Linked DNA regions of Mus musculus: region 1 is linked to region 2. Evidence: chromatin loops called from intact Hi-C (ENCODE). Cell type or tissue: heart. All regions are shown on one strand.

What was found. Peaks named below come from ENCODE experiments on the same cell type or tissue, not always from the same donor. Only the 100,000 strongest peaks of a DNase experiment are listed, where the experiment ranks them.
Region 1: it touches region 2 in a loop (2.0-fold over the local background); 2 of 42 quality-filtered maps call a loop at or near these places.

Annotation. Positions count from the first base shown.
Region 1 is chr4:119,457,206-119,465,205 of GRCm38, forward strand. No RefSeq gene overlaps it. Among named protein-coding and RNA genes, the nearest start is that of Rimkla, 31 kb to the right of the region's middle. In heart, CTCF peaks have their summits at 3,299 (motif pointing left) and 5,853; DNase peaks (open chromatin) are centred at 3,746 and 5,826; H3K27ac peaks cover 1,310 bases; H3K27me3 peaks cover 432 bases.
Region 2 is chr4:119,508,531-119,516,530 of GRCm38, forward strand. No RefSeq gene overlaps it. Among named protein-coding and RNA genes, the nearest start is that of Rimkla, 20 kb to the left of the region's middle. In heart, no CTCF peak of the experiment used is centred here; a DNase peak (open chromatin) is centred at 4,341; H3K27ac peaks cover 1,744 bases.

The sequences.
Region 1 (8,000 bases), 51 kb before region 2:
CTGGACCGTGCTGTTCCAAAGGGCCTCGGATGACCACAAGTCTCCCCAAATGGCTCCACCACCTCTAAGTCTCACCATGCCCGGCCGCAGCTCCAGGTGCAGATGAGGCAACTCCGTGTTCACAATGACCATGAGGAACGACATCCTGCAGGCCCAGGAGCTCACGTGAAACAAACATTTGGTCAAGAAGTGTTTCAAAAGTGATGCAGCAGCATGATTTGAGTGACAGAATTTGCCTCCGTTTCACTTGATACAATGTCTATGCCAATCTATCAGATCAATGGCAATGGGGTGGAGATTGTATTTCATGTTTGTTCATATTCAAACACAGTTTCAGAGACTGATGAGGTGGGAGTAGTGACTGGTGGATGGCGGTAAAGGCACTTGCCTCCAAACCTGACCACCCGAGTCCTGTCCCCAGGAGCCACACTGTCAAAGGATGGAACTGATTCCTTTACACACACAGCTCCTTGGTGTATGCACCACGGCGTGTGCATGCGCATGCACACGTACACACAATGGATGGGTAAATAAATGTAATTTTAAAAGTTTCAAAATAGCAAATATATAAACAAGCAGCCAGTTATAACTTTTAAAATCATAAAAACAAGGTTATTAACTGAGCCACACTTAAACAGTACCAACATTGTTACTTGCTGGCAAATTTTTGTCAAGGTTTTAGATTTCCCCAAAGATCCTAATAAATAGGGTTGGGAAAAGGGGGAGGTAACAAAAGAGCTCATAGTTTGAAAACTAAATCTCACTACAAGAAACACAGTTGTATGTAAGGGGGCAGCAGGGGCAGATAAGCCAAAAATGACCCCTGGGATTTTTTTTTTTTCTGGTTTGAGCAAGTTGCTGGCATTGTGCACCCAGGAGAAAAGCCCCAGAGAGCAGGGGAAAACCTGTTGGGATACAGTGACTTGGAGATGCTTATGAGACAGAGAGGGGCTGAGAGGTGAGTAACTGGATATTCAGAAAAGGAACCAGAGTTCAAGAGAGAAATTTGATGATTGTCATGTGCATGGTCATGAATACCTTGACAACAGAGATCACGGAGGGATGATGTGTGGAGAAGGAAGAGAAGAAACCCTGAGTGAGGAAACTGAACGCATGATGGAGCAGAGGCAAAGGAGCCCCGGAGGCTGACATGTGGCCTCAGAACTCCCATGATGCCTTGCTTCCATCCAGCTCCCACCTCCCCACTCCCTGTGTTCATTCTACCGCATGGGCTTTATCGTTTTCTCTATACATCTCTATTGTTTTCTGAACCTTGAAAGTAAGTTGCAGATATGGTGCCATTTTAGCCCCCAATATATATTTTATATAAGGAAAAACAAACAAACAAGTGCATTGCCTTGGTCTCACCAGGCAATTGACATAAGTCTGATACTATACAATGAGGACTATAGTCACATATTATCCTAGCTAAGTCTTTGATAACAAGAAACTCCTGGCTGTTGTATTTCTTTGGTCATAGACTTTGGGATCAAGAGGGTATTGCTTCTCAAATGTTCTCTTGCTTTGAGGATTTCAGCCAAGCTAGTCTAAGAAAGAAATATACAAGTTAGACTAAAGATCTGTGTCACTGAGCTAAACTATCCTATGCTTGGTTGAAGAGCACAAGGTGTGGGAGAAACCTATTCTCCGAGTTAGGAAGAGTCTGCAGTGACAGCAGCAGCCAATGGAGAAGCAGTGGGTATCCGTGAGACAGATAGGTGGGAATAGGAGCAGGAAGCTTGGAGGACCCAGAACACCACAGGACACCAGGAATCAAAGGAGAGGCAGTCCCAACATCTTTCAGCTTAGGGCGACTATACCCAGCCCAAAGGTCTTTCCATCGGGCACCACTCTACCCATTTCTGCCAGAGCCACAGACAAGGTGGCCGGGCAGCAATTACTACTCTCTCCTAATACCTCTTGCCATGACAATCCCACTGGCCTATGCCGGAGCTCTGTGGAGTTCTGGATGCCTGGGCTAACCAGAATAAGGACTGAGAATTAATGGTGTCAAGGCATATTGGTAATGTTGCCACATGAGACAACAGCATATGGAAACAGTTTTTGAGATTTTTATTTCTAATTTATGTGCATGAGTATTTGCCTGAGTGTATGTCTGGGTACCATGTACAGTGCCTGTGGAGGCCAGAAGTGGATCCCCTGGGACTGGAGATACTCATGGCTGTGAACCACCAAGTGACTGCTGGGAACCAAACCCAGGTTCCTTGCAAGAGTGGTGGGTGTTCTTACTGATGGAGTCAGCTCTCCAGCACTCCCATCCTTGAAGGAGAGATTCTCTCTTAGTAACTGGAGCTTGGAAACAGTGAGAAGAACGTAGGAAAGAGGGACAGTGTAGCATGTCAGAGTGGATGAACATAGCTCATTCCAGACCCTACAGGGGCAGACATGTGAGAACCACTCCTTAAGTGTATGGCAGACCTCTCCTGCAGCCCCTCTTCTGAGACCCTAGGCCCATCTTGTAAACCGTAATTCGAGAAAGTCACATTCTTTGGTCTTTGTCACTTAGAGTCCACTTGTCCTAGCTACTTTATTCTCTAGTCTGTGCTAGTGACCCCCAGACAACAAGAGCCTCAAAGGAAGACCCTTGTTCAAACAGAGAACTTCCAGAGATGATGTCAGATTAGAAACCTAACTGGAAGACTTGGTGAAAGAAACTCTGGGCAGTAGACACAACCTCTGTCCCTGTAAAAATCAACTGTAGTGTAAAGGAACTTAGCAAGCCAGGTGACATCTCTGTAGGGAAGCAAGAGAAGTTGTGGGGAATCCCATTAGGTTAAGTCTTAACAAACACCTCCAGGGAGGTCATCGAGTCCCCACACACTTGTGCTGCAGGGCAGCGTGACTGCTGAGGACTGCACACATGGTTGGTGGTGAAATCCCAGAGCTGGAGACTCTGAAGCAGATCATGGTAGCTATGCCTGAAGTCAGTAGAAACCTCTAGACTACGGGGGCCACCGTCTCGTCTCCTTCACAACACTGACACTGGCAAACTCCCAGGGGAAGAGATCCAGCAAAGCCTGGGGCTGGCTGGTCCAATGGCCTCTACACTTCCATGGGCAGAGAGTAAGGGGGCTGACATTGGGATTGGGGCAGGCTTAGTGGAGAACTGCAGCAAGGGCTACCTCCACCTCCTCCCCAGGGGTGTAGTCAAAACAGAGATAGCATCAAAAGGAGGAATAGAGCTACAGTGCTCAACTCAGTACAGTTGTACCAAAAACCACATTCCAAAGCTGTCATCACAACTACTTGTAACTCCAGGGGATCTGATGCCCTCTTCTGGCTTCTGTGAGCACTACACTCACATGACAGTCATTCACCCACATGGCATTCATTCGCTCAGATTATATACATATACATAAAGGAAAATATAATTTTTCTTAAAAAAATAAGTATGAAAAGGAAAGAAAGGTCGCTGACAGCGTTTGGGGTGAAGGTGTCTTTGGCTTCAGCGGCTGACGCTCACCCTGACTCTCACCTTGGCTTGAATTCCTGATCTGCCTGCTGCTGCTGGGAATAGCCTTAGTCCAGGGACTTGAGGCCTGTCACCCTGGACAGTCCTATCACAGCTCTTTATCCAAGAAGCCTCTTGAAAGGTTAGGCAAGAGCAGCCGTGATGGTCCCACTGGCCAGTCAGAGCTCTTCGGGTGGATGCAGAGTCTCTCAATCCCGGAAGACTCCTGTCTGCACCAGGCTGCCATTTAAAACAGCTTTTAAGTCTCCCACGTGGTTTGAATTGTAATTGGCGAGTCAGTGCAGGAGAGCGTGGCAGGCGGCCCAGACAAGCTCTCACCATCTGCAACAGTGTTTTCCCCCATCAACTTGACAACAGGGAGCTGTTACAATTCAGACAACACTCTGGGTTTGAAAGGAAAATTATGGTTTTTTCAGAATGCAGCTGGTGCGCCAGTGAATAGGATGGCGTCTCTCTGAAGCATCCCCCTCATTTTATGATATGAAAATAATAAAATGGAGATTCAGCATGTGACTCTTACTTAAACGGATGTCCAAAAGCCACAGCGCACAAAGGCGAGTGAAGCATTCTGGTCCGCAGTAATAATCTTAATAAGAAAGCAAAGAAGAGCAAGTCATTTTAAACTGATTTCTTCCCTTTTGGGGGAGTTAACTTTGTTGTCGCTGTAAAATCGGCTTGCAAATGAGCTCTTTGGCTTTCCAGTTAACGTCTGTTATTTCTTTACAGCACACTCTGTTTACCAGTTGTGCGGGGGAAACCCACAGTGGACTCTCCCCAAGGGAGCTTAGCCTAGGTGTTTCCCATAGGGGAGACTGAGTCTCATAATCACTCCCAAATTTCCCAGGCAAAGGAAACAGATTTTTTTTTCTCCATGTGAAAAAAAGAAGCTAGGCAGAATTAGCAGAAAGCCATGTTGGCAAGTAGTCTGCCTGAATTCAAAAGGATCACGCAAGCTTCTCCAGGTCACTGGCTTCCAGGAAAGCCTTCACACACCCTACCTCCCCAGAGCTGAGGCCTTCCTGAGCTTGTACGTGTTTTCCTTCTCCCGTCACCCAGTGGCACTGCTGTGCTGACCCTTGAAGGATACAAACTTCATCTGTGGTGTTTGCCCATCGTTGTGGTACAGAAACCTCTACCGCAGTGGATTCCAAGCTACCCAGTGTGACATCACTGCACCGTGAGGTAGGGAAGGGATACGGACTGGCATCCTATTAGGTCATAGTCCCATCTCACAAATACAAATAACCCAAGAATGCAAAAGACCAGGGAAGGAACTGTGAGATTTTGAGGTTCTTCCTCCTCTTCCTCCTCCTCTTCTTCCTCCTCCTCTTCTCCTGCTCTCCTCCTCCTCTTCTTTCTCATTGGTTTGTTTTCGAGATAGGGTGTCCCTGTGCATTCCTGCCTGGTCTGGAACTTACTATATAGACCAGGCTAGCCTTGAACTCACTGAGATCTGCTTGCCTTTGCTCTGGGTCCTGGGATTAAGTTTAAATTTTGAGTGTTTAGCCGGGCGTGGTGGCACATGCCTTTAATCCCAGCACTCGGGAGGCAGAGGCAGGCGGATCTCTGAGTCTACAGAGTGAGTTCCAGGACAGCCAGGGCTACACAGAGAAACCCTGTCTCGAAAAAAACCAAAAAAAAAAAAAAGGTTTTGAGTGTTTGCTTATTAAACTCAAGCCAGGGTTTTCATCAATTTCTGCCATTGGATGTAGCCCAGGGTGACCTAGAATGCTTAGTCCGGTTGTCTCTTTCTGGGTGCTGGGATCACAGGTGTGGGCTGTCTGGTTTTCTCCACTGCTGGGGATTGAACTCAGGGCTTCACGTATGCTATGTGGGCATTTTAATTACCAACAGAACCACAACAAACTCAGCCTCTATATGAAACATATTGTAGTCACAGACTTACCCAATTTGATCATATCTGGTGACTGTGCTTAGTAACCACCTCACAAGACTCTTGAGTAAGAAGTACCCGCTCTTGTGGGCCAGGACTGGCCAGCTCTCCCATATTTCTGCTCTCTGGGAACTTCCAGGTAAGGCTAGACACAGGAGGCACCTGGCTAGTCTTGCCTTCACAAAAACCTTACCAGTTCTCCGGTCATTCAGGGTCCCTCATCCTCCCTTTATAATAAACCAGATCTTCTTCTACATAGGAGATTCTGGGAGTCAGCAGTGGTTTAGTCTGCTCTGTCTGTTGGTTCCATCTGACCTCAGGCTGTCTTCCCCGCCAAGTCCAGATGGCATTACTGTACTATCAGCTTTCTCGGCTTGGCCCCTCCCCCTCCCACAGTCCTCTCCCCCTCTGTTTGACAGGTTTAATGCAACTCCCTGGCACCTCCTCCCGTCCATGTGATGCAAAGCCAGCAAGTCATAGGACGGAAGAGCCAAGAAAACCAGGTGCTAAATCATGCAAGGTCAGGCTTCCCGGCAGCTCCCAGCTCCCCAGTGTCCCAGGCAGCTTTTCTTCCATGATTTTCCTAAGCCATATACATCCCCCATGGCTTGCATTGATATCCTGCAGAATCTCAAGGATGGATGGAACCTTCCAGAGACATTAAGCCAAACAACAGTCTGCTCTTGCAGCCATTCCCCCTTTGCCCCCCTCTCTCTCCCAGCTGTAGAGCTGCTGTGTGCCAGCTTTTATCCCTTGGCACTCAGCCATGATCCTGGGAAGGCACTGCTTACGAAAGCCAGGCCTGTGGTAAAGTGTTTCCCTTTAAGATGGTGTTTATTGCTCCTACTTATAGCTGACAAAAGATTCGATAAGGTGTGGTGGTTGTGCCTTGGGTCACACAAGTTATCTGGATTGAACCAGATCTGACTCACATTGGTACCATTCACTTTAGTCTGCGTCACCATCCGTAAGTGCACCCAAGAGCTAGAAGTACAAATGGTTGCTATGATACCAACCAAGTCAGTACAGTGAGAATAAAGTGTGCCACCTTCAGAGGTGGCGTTCAGGTGCCCCGTGGGGAGGGAGATGACTATGTTGAACAAAATCCCTTTGAAAGCCACCACAATTTAAGGTGAAATGGTGACAGGAATCAAGGTCAGAGAAAGGATGGCTATGTATGGGAGCGTGAAAAGACTTGTTCCGGGGAATGAAGACAAGTGGTACATGAAAGAAGGGGGGATGGAGTCCTGTGCTGTCTGGGAGAACATTCTGCGTGTTGCCAAACCTGCACTGCTGCAGCCTCTGATGGCCCCTCCCACATCACTTACACACACACACACACACACACACACACACACACTCGCACATATACCCCTTTAAATGTTGCCAAGCTAAGAAATGTAGGAAGGAACAAAGCTTTATATCTTAATGGACACAGTGCGGGGACAAAACAACACCGTCTCAAAGAGAGGTAGCAGGTGCTGCCAAAACACAAGGCCTTTAGAAACCACAGAAATTCCAGGGCTCAGAATAGAAGCCCAGTTTCCAAACCCATCTGGTTCTCATGGGGCAGTTGCCCACTGACGTTGGGCTAGATCAGGAAGGTGGCTGTGTACGGAGGCTTTGGAGGCATAGCCTTGCCGGAGGAAGTGTGTCACTTGGGGTGGGCCTTGAGGTTTCATTTTGAGTATGTTCCGCTTCCTGTCTGCAGTTCCAGGTGTGACTTTTCATCTGCTCGCTGCCAAGCTTCCCTGCTGTGACGGTCCCTCAGGAGCCAGAAGCCCCAAATAAACTCCTCCTTCTCTAAGTTGCGTTGGTCATGATGTTTTATCACAACAATATAAAAGTAACTAAGGCATCTCGTAAGGCAGTGATCTATATGAACCTGGAATTCCTAAGCCAATGGCAATGCCAGGAGTTTTGTTTTTTCCTTTTTTTTCAATAACTCTTTTGTGCATTTTATTTCTATGTGTATGGATGTTTTGTCTGCATGTATATGTGTGCACCACATGCATGCCTGGTGCCTGCTGAAGAGGATCTCCTGGAACTGGAGTTATAGATAGTTGTAAGATACCATGTGGGTGCTGAGAAATGGATCCTGTGTCTTTTGGAAGAGCAGCCACTGCTCTTAACTACCTACCTCTCCAGCCACACCACTAGGTTTTCTGTCAGGATCTAAGAACATGAACTTTGAGGGTGGTGACAAATAGCTGCTGCTTGTGTCCTTAAAACATCTGCCCAGACTACCACCAAACAGAGGCCATACTTGTGAGCACAGGGGACAATGTCCAGTTGTGTTTGATGAGAGTCACTCCCCACTTTAATGTAGATGGTATTCAGTGATTTGGTTGGTCCTAAAACCTCCTTTATCCCCCAAATTAACTTCTTCCATTTTTCCTATATTTGCAGGGTGCCCTTACCATGACTTAAGCCATTTTGTCTCCTTTCCTCTAGAGTTTCAAGTGATCCTGATTTCATCTCTGCCACAAAACTATTCCAGGCCTTTTCCCCATCTCTCTCCTCCCTACCCTGGCCTGTTTGACACAGGACTGGTCAGGAGGGATGCTGAACCCACAACAGCGATGCTCATGATCCACTTATGCTATGTCTCAC
Region 2 (8,000 bases):
AAGTTTGAGGGTGGTAGCAATGCCAAGAAAAGAAAGGTCTGAATGTAGTCTACCCCAGTCCACCACCAACACTGTTGAAGAGAAATCAGTCAACAGTCCCTTGGGTCCCTAAGGGGGCAGAGAGGCACTTGTGAGGATCAAAAGAAATGCAGGAGAGGCAGCAGGTGGATTTCTGAGTTCGAGGTGAGCCTAGTCTACAGAGTGAGTTCCAGGACAGCCAGGGCTACACAGAGAAACCCTGTCTCGAAAAAAACCAAACAAACAAAAAAACAAAACAAAAAAAGGAATGCAGGGGTAATGGGTCTCAGCATGGTGGTGTGCACCTATAGTCCCAGCTACTAGGAAGCTGAGGTAGGGGAAGTTAAGCCCAGGAGTTAAAGACCAGCCTCGGCAAAATGCTGTGACTTCATTTAAAATAGATACACAAAAGGAAAAGGTGGTGGTGGAGCTAGCTTCCCCTTGGTTTAATGGACAGGGAACTTTTTCTTTTTTTATGGGTACGGGTGCTTTGTCTGCATGTATGCCTGCAGACCAGAAGAAGCCATTGGACCGTGAATTGAATTGTTGGACCAGAAGAAGGCATTGTGGATGCTGGGACTTGAATTCAGGACCTCTGGAAGAGCAGCCAGTGCTCTTAACTGCTGGACCATCTCTCCAATCCCAATCTATTTTATTCTGGTTAGAATTGGGGGCCGGGGGCAGTCCTGGGGTTTGAATTCAGAGCCTTGAACATGCTAGACAAATCCCCTTCCTCTGAGCTACAGCTTGGGACAAGGAACTTCTTAAGGAAGGCCACAGACAGTGTGAGGCCTGAAATTGGGGGTAGGGGTATGATATACAGCAGGAAATATGGCATATATATACACACATATATGTTTATTTATGTATGCATATGTATATATGTATATGTATATATAATGTATATATGTATATATATATGTATAAGTATGTATGTATAATGTATGTATATGTGTATATGTATGTACATGTGTATATACATATACGTATATACATACACACATACATATATGCATATATATGCATATACATACATACATATAGGTACATATATATTTTTCTTAAGCAGTCTTTAATGAAAATCCTGTATGCAACGCCTCTACTCCTGCATCTTCTCCATCATTTCTTCCCTGTATTTGCCCTTCTCCTTTCTTACTTGTCAGGACTTGGCTTTCCTCTCCAGGATCTTCTTTCGGTCCATGTCCCGCATTAGCCTGGTGATGGATGCCCACATGGACATCTGTGCCATTAGTCTTCTCTGGATGGACTCGTTCAATGTACATGACCTATTTCATCCTGCACACTTGGGCCACTTTGCCATCTGCTGACCTTTGCAGTGTCCTTGAGCAACCTGAACTTCGTCATCCTTTTGAATGGCCACAGACCATTATACATGTCTCATCTCTTTGGAAAGAGGGGAAGAGATGATCTTCCTTCAAATGGGAGGAGGTGCACTGAAACACTGTTTGCGATTCTTGCTTCCATCAGAAGTCACGAAGGGATTGAATTTCACTTTGGTGGCTGCGATCTAGCAATGGCCACAAAAGGAAAGAGCTGTTTTATTTTTTTTTTTTAAGATTTATTTATTTATTTATTATATGTAAGTACACTGTAGCTGTCTTCAGACACTCCAGAAGAGGGAGTCAGATCTCATTACGGATGGTTGTGAGCCACCATGTGGTTGCTGGAGTTTGAACTCTGGACCTTCGGAAGAGCAGTCGGGTGCTCCTACCCACTGAGCCATCTCACCAGCCCCGCTGTTTTATTTTTAATCATGTGTACCTATGTATGTATATGTGCGTATATGTGTCAGTGTGTATACGAGTTCATGTGTATGTGGGTGCTCATGGAGACTAGAGGTGTCAGATCCCCCAGAGCTGGAGTTCTAGGTGACTCACTAGATAATTGACCTCAGGTCCTTTAGAAGAGTAATACATGTTCTTAACTGTCCTTCCATCTCGCCATTCCCAGGAAGTATGACTTTAGAACTAAATTCAATTTAAACACATAGATACAAAACCGCCCTTAAACCATTTCCCCCTGTGGAGGATAGGACTCCTTACAGGAAGTAACAAGTGTTCTCTTCTCTCTGAGTTATGAAGTACTGAGCCTCCTTGTGTGTGCACAGAGTCCGTATTTTAAAAGGACGTGTGCAGGTCAACAAATGTATGAACACAGATTTCAAAGTCCTAGTGAAACGTTGGCAAAGAAATCCATTAGGAAAAGGAAAAGGTGGGGAAAAAAGCCATGCCACATCCCAGCCGTCTTTAGCTCTGAGTGCAGAACAGTGGAAAGGAAATTGGAAAACGTCTACCAGAAGACCTCAAGGAAGTAAGTACCAGAAAGAAAAAGGTCAACAGACCACCTTGTAGAAGTTTCCGGTAGAAAAACAACAACCAACCAAACAAGAAACACTGAAACACAAGCACTGTATGCTTTTCAAGCTATTGTCCTCTGGGTCACAGTCAGCCCTGTGTCTGAAGACTGTCCATGGCTCCTGTTGACCTAAATGAAAAATAATCAGAAAAAAAATTGCATATGGGCTTAATGTACACACATTTTCCTGGTCACTATTCTAGAAAGTAGGCTGTCAATGTTACTAGATTGAGAAACAACTTAGGATGTTAACCACACACACTTCGAGATGTGTCTGTGATGGTATTTTTCAGACAGGATTAGATCTTAAGACTCCGACCTCATGAATGTTCCTGTATCTTAATAGATTCATAATCTGAGGTCTATGTTAGAAGGTGAAGGGTAGGAGTGGGGGCCTAGTTGGAGGAAGCAAGTAACTGAGAAGGGTAACTTTTGGGGTCATTTTTGTCCTGGTCTTTCCCATTATCTCTCTGCCTCATATCAGCCATGAGGTGAGAGCCATCTCCCAGACAAACTCCCAACACCACATGGGGCCAAGCACCTAGTACTAAACCCTCCAAAATATGGGACAAAATAAGCCTTTCCTCCTAACAGATAGAAGGCAGAGGGTAGGGGTGTATGGGCGGGGCATAGGTGTGGATATGAGTGGGGTGGTGTGAGTGTGGGTGGGCTGAGGGGTGGGGCTGAGGGGGCAGTGAGGGTGGGTGTGAGCAGGTTGTGGATGGGCTGGTTGAGGGGTGGGTAGAGGAAACTTCTCTGGACCATTGACAGGTACTATAACAAAGGTTGGAGAGATGGCTCAGAGGTTAAAAGGACTTCAGCTCTTCTAGAAGACCAGAGTTTGATTTTCAGCACCCACAGGGCAGCTCACAACTGTCTAACTCCAATTCCAGAGGATCTGACGCCTTCTGGCCTCCTCAGGTACTGCATGCATCTGGTGTACAGACATACATGGAGGCAAAACACACGCAAACACTAAAAACAAATAAATTGGCTGGAGAGATGGCTCAGTGGTTAAGAGCACTGACTGCTCTTCCAGAGAACCTGACTTCAATTCCCAGCAACCACATGGTGGCTCACAACCATCTGTAATGGAATCCGATGCAAACTTCTGGGGTGTGTCTGAAGACAGCTACAGTGTACTCATATAAATAAAAATAAATAATTTTTTTTAAAAAGAAAGATTTGCTAAAGGATTGTTGGAATCTTTTAAAATTATTGGTAGTGTCAATGATGAATTCTCTAAGTTCTTAAGGGTGAGCATGCCTAGTTTCACTTTCTGTCAATAAGGAAGCTTTTGAACGATGGGGCAATGTGACCCTCTATTGGCAGCTGTTAGACTGTTCTTTGATGCCCCAGCCATGGTGAGGAAAAGACTGGCAGCCAACTAGAGTACCCTTCTACCGTCAGAGAAGGAGCACTTCTCTTGATAGCCTAAGAAAGGGGTTGCTGTGACTGGTGCTAAAGAGGGAAGGTAAAGATGTGTACAAACCCAAACTTGATTTCCCTCCATTCTTATGTAAAGCACACTGTGATTGGTGGAAACACAGACCTTCATTTGCTAGTGAGTTGTGCTGTGATTGATCCAAGCCACCCATTCTGTTACATAAAGTTCACTTAGATAGCCAGCTTGGGGGACATCCTCCTCTTCTGCCTCTTTGAGGACACAACAGCCAAAAACCTCATCTCTAGTGACCTCTTGACCACTTTTCAGCAGCACGGGCTGGGCTGGTAACACGAAGCAGCAGAGACATAAGGTGATCTAGATCAGCAGTGGCAATGTCAGCTAAGTAGTTGCCAGCCTGAGTTGCAGAAGTGGCAGGGCAGCCTTCAGCTTGACAGCTGAAGGAAAGGCAGCCCTAAGTGGTCCAGAGGCCAAGCTGCGGCACTGAGAAGTGTCTAGCTGCTTAACAGCTGAAGGAGAGACACATGACCAGTTCAAGATAGTGGCCAGGACAGGAATGAGGGCGGGGGTGGGCAGAAATGAAGCCAGTGAAGTGCTGAAGCTAAAGAAAGCTATAAATAGATAGAGAAAATAGAGTGCAGGTCCTGGATGTTGGAAGAGTTTCAGAGAGCTGTCGAGCTTTTAGGACCAGCCAAGTATCTCAGAAAACCCTAGCCCAGGAGATAACACACTGCTTGTCTCAAGGGCTGAGGAACCCCAGGGCATAGGCTGCCCAGAAGCTGTGATGCCAGTTGCTGCCAAGAGCTCAGAAATCCTAACCTCCTGTATGTGTGGTTTGAATGAGAATCTCCCCCGAAGGGTTAAGTATTTGAACACTTGGTCCCCAGCTGGGAGAGGCTTAGGAGGTGTGTTCTTGCTGAAGGAAGTGTGTCACTGGGGTTTAAGTGTTCCTCTAGTCCAGGTTTGCTCTCTCTGCCAAGCTCCTGCTTGAAGATCTGAGGCCTCAGCTTCTGCTGCTCCTAGCATCATGCCATCTGTCTGTTACCATGCTTCAAGATGCCTTTGATGGATTCTCATCCCACAGGGTCCATAAGTCAAAATAAACCCTTCCTTCCATAAGTTCAAGGTATTCTATTGTACCAATGGCAAAGTAAACTAGAATACTAGATCTATACAAGAGTTAAGGGTCCCAGTTCCCAAGTCCTGTAGAGAGCCCTAACCCCAGAAGGTGCCTACTGCTGCCCTGTTTGACTGATGCTAATCCGTGCTACTGTCAAATACTGAGGGACACAAAAGCTACCAAACGACTTGAAGAGCATTTGTCTTGTTAGCTCATGACTAACACCCAGGGTGAGCAGGAAGGCTTCAGCCAACTGACGGGTAACACATTAATTCTTTCTAGTAGGATATTCACTTTCACCTTATACATATAAAGCAACTTACATGGAGCTCCAAGTGATCTAGAGATGACCTGAAGCTATGGGAGAACATGCATAGATTATAAACTATTTTATTTTCAAATTTTATTTGCTGTTTTTTGGTTTTTTGTTTTCTTGAGAAAAGGTCTCCTTGGATATTCTAGAACTGTGTAGACCAGGTTGACCTTGAACTCACAGAGAGCCAACTGCCTCAGTCTCTCTAGTGCTGGGATTAAAGGTGTGAACCAGACACCATGTCTGACGCTTTTCTTTCGTCTTATTTTCCCTTCCCTTCCCTTCCCTTTCCTTCCCTTCCCTTCCCTTCCCTTCCCTTCCCTTCCCTTCCCTTCCCTTCCCTTCCCTTCTCTCTTCTCTTCTCTTCTCTTCTCTTCTCTTCTCTTCTCTTCTCTTCTCTTCTCTTCTCTTCTCTTCTTTTCTCTTCTCTTCTTTTCTCTCCCTCTTCTTCCTCTTCCTCCTCCTCCGCCACTTCTTTTTCTTTTTGGACATGGTCTTGCTATGTAGCCTTGACCCCATGACCAGCTTTCACTTACTTGATCAACATTTGATGTGGGAGTGTCCAGCTCACTGTAGGCAATGTTGCCCTGGGTTGGTGGTCCTGGGTTCTATAACAAAACAGGCTGAGCGAGTCAGGGGGGGCAAGCCAGTAAGCAGCATCCCTCCATGGCCTCTGTTTCAGCTCTTGCCTCAAGCGCCTGTTCTGACTTCCCTCAGTGAAGGACTACAACTATAAGATGAAATAAACCCTTTCTTGCTCAACTTGCTTTTGGTCATAGTGTTTATAGTAGCAACAAAAAACTAACTTACCTCCTACTCCAGCTGTTGTTATGGTTTCCAAAGCATTCTTCTTAGCAAAAGAAAAAAGAAAAAAAGAAGAAGAAAAGAAATATGCAAACATACAGAGAAAATGGACTGAACACCTGTTCCCATATTCATCTACATGGTTGCTAATATTTTGTACCCACACTTGCTTTAGATTTTTTCAAAAAGGAATAAACATTGTAAGTAGAGGCAGAAGCAGTATACACCATGATAACTTCACTCCTGACCTTCTCTCCCTTTTAACATGCATCATGCATTCCATGTGTCTTGGATACTTAGGCTTGTATATGTGCCATAAACATTCCTTTCACATAGCTGTACCTTTATGTAGATGGTACCTTACTCTACATATTATTCTGCAACTTGATTTCCTGTCTCCTTACAGTGTCTGGAATGTTGCTGTCTATCACACTGGTTGTTTTATTTGAAAGCTGCCTAGTAAACTATCTTATGCATGCAGTAAGACTGCACTTTGTTTTTTTTTTTTGTTGGACATATGAGATGTTTCCTATTTTATAACAGATAAAACTGCAATGTTTCACAGTGTGTGTGTATGTGTGTGTGTGTGTGTGTGCGCGTGCGTGCGTGTGCGCATGCGCATGCGCATGTACACATATGTGGTCCTGGTGTTTGGAGTCAGACCCTCATGAACTCTCAGTATGTATTCTAGCCGTGATCATCTGTCTGATCATCTATATATGTGACTGTACTGGCTAGTTTTGTGTCAACTTGACACAGCTGGAGTTATCACAGAGAAAGGAGCTTCAGTTGAGGAAATGCCACCATGAGATCCAACTGTAAGGCATTTTCTCAATTAGTGATCAAGGAGGAAAGGCTCCTTGTGGGTGGGACCATCTCTGGGCTGGTAGTCTTGGTTCTATAAGAGAGCAGGCTGAGCAAGCCAGGGGAAGCAAGCCAGTAAAGAACATCCCTCCATGGCCTCTGCATCAGCTCCTGCTTTCTGACCTGCTTGAGTTCCAGTCCTGACTTCCTTTGGTGATGAGCAGCAGTATGGAAGTATAAGTCGAATAAACCCTTTCCTTCCCAACTTGTTTCTTGGTCATGATGTTTGTGCAGGAATAGAAATCCTGACTAAGACAGTGACTCTGTGTACATACGTGTGAGGGGTTTTCTAGCCTGGTAGAATAACGAACAAGCAAACAAACAATGGGATCTGTGCATCAATTGGCAACCCAGTTTTCATTTTCACAACTATACTGGAAGGGTTTTCTTTCCTTCTGGAGACGGGGCTTTGCTAAGCCACTTGAAGTGTGTGATCCTCTCACCCCATGTTCCCGAGCAGCTGGAATCACAGGTATGCACCACTGCCTACAGCTGTCCAGTTATCTTCTTATGCAGAAGAAAGAACTGACGGTCTGTCCATCAGCATGAGAGCCTGGCGCTCCATATGCGACATCTGTACCAGTATCCTCCACCACTTTCCCACTTAGATGGGTGTGAAATAGTGTCCCAAGGGCTTCCTTCAGTTGCCTGGTCAGGGGGAAGGCGCATTTTTTGCATATTTATTTGCTACTCTGTTGCAGTAAATCTCCAACCCAAATATGCCATGGCAATGAAAACACAACACAATTAATATGGATACATGCTATGTGCCTAGATTGGGCAGATCTACCACTACACAACCGTCTTCCACATCTATGAGAGCCCTTAGAACTTGTGGTTTCTCCAGGACATGTGCTTCTGCTCTGCTTTTCTTCTTCCTCCTCCTCCTCTTTGTCTTCTCCCTCTTCCATTTTCTCCTTCTTCTCTCTCCCAACCTTCCACTCCACCTTCCCTTTTTCTGCCCAATCATCAGCTCTCCTTTATTTTACAAATTAAGGTGGGAAGGTTTACAGGAAATCACCTGAGTACTGACTCAGTCCTTATTCATAACCCCTCACAAGAGAACAAATATAATTAGCCCCAGGGCTAATTAACATCAA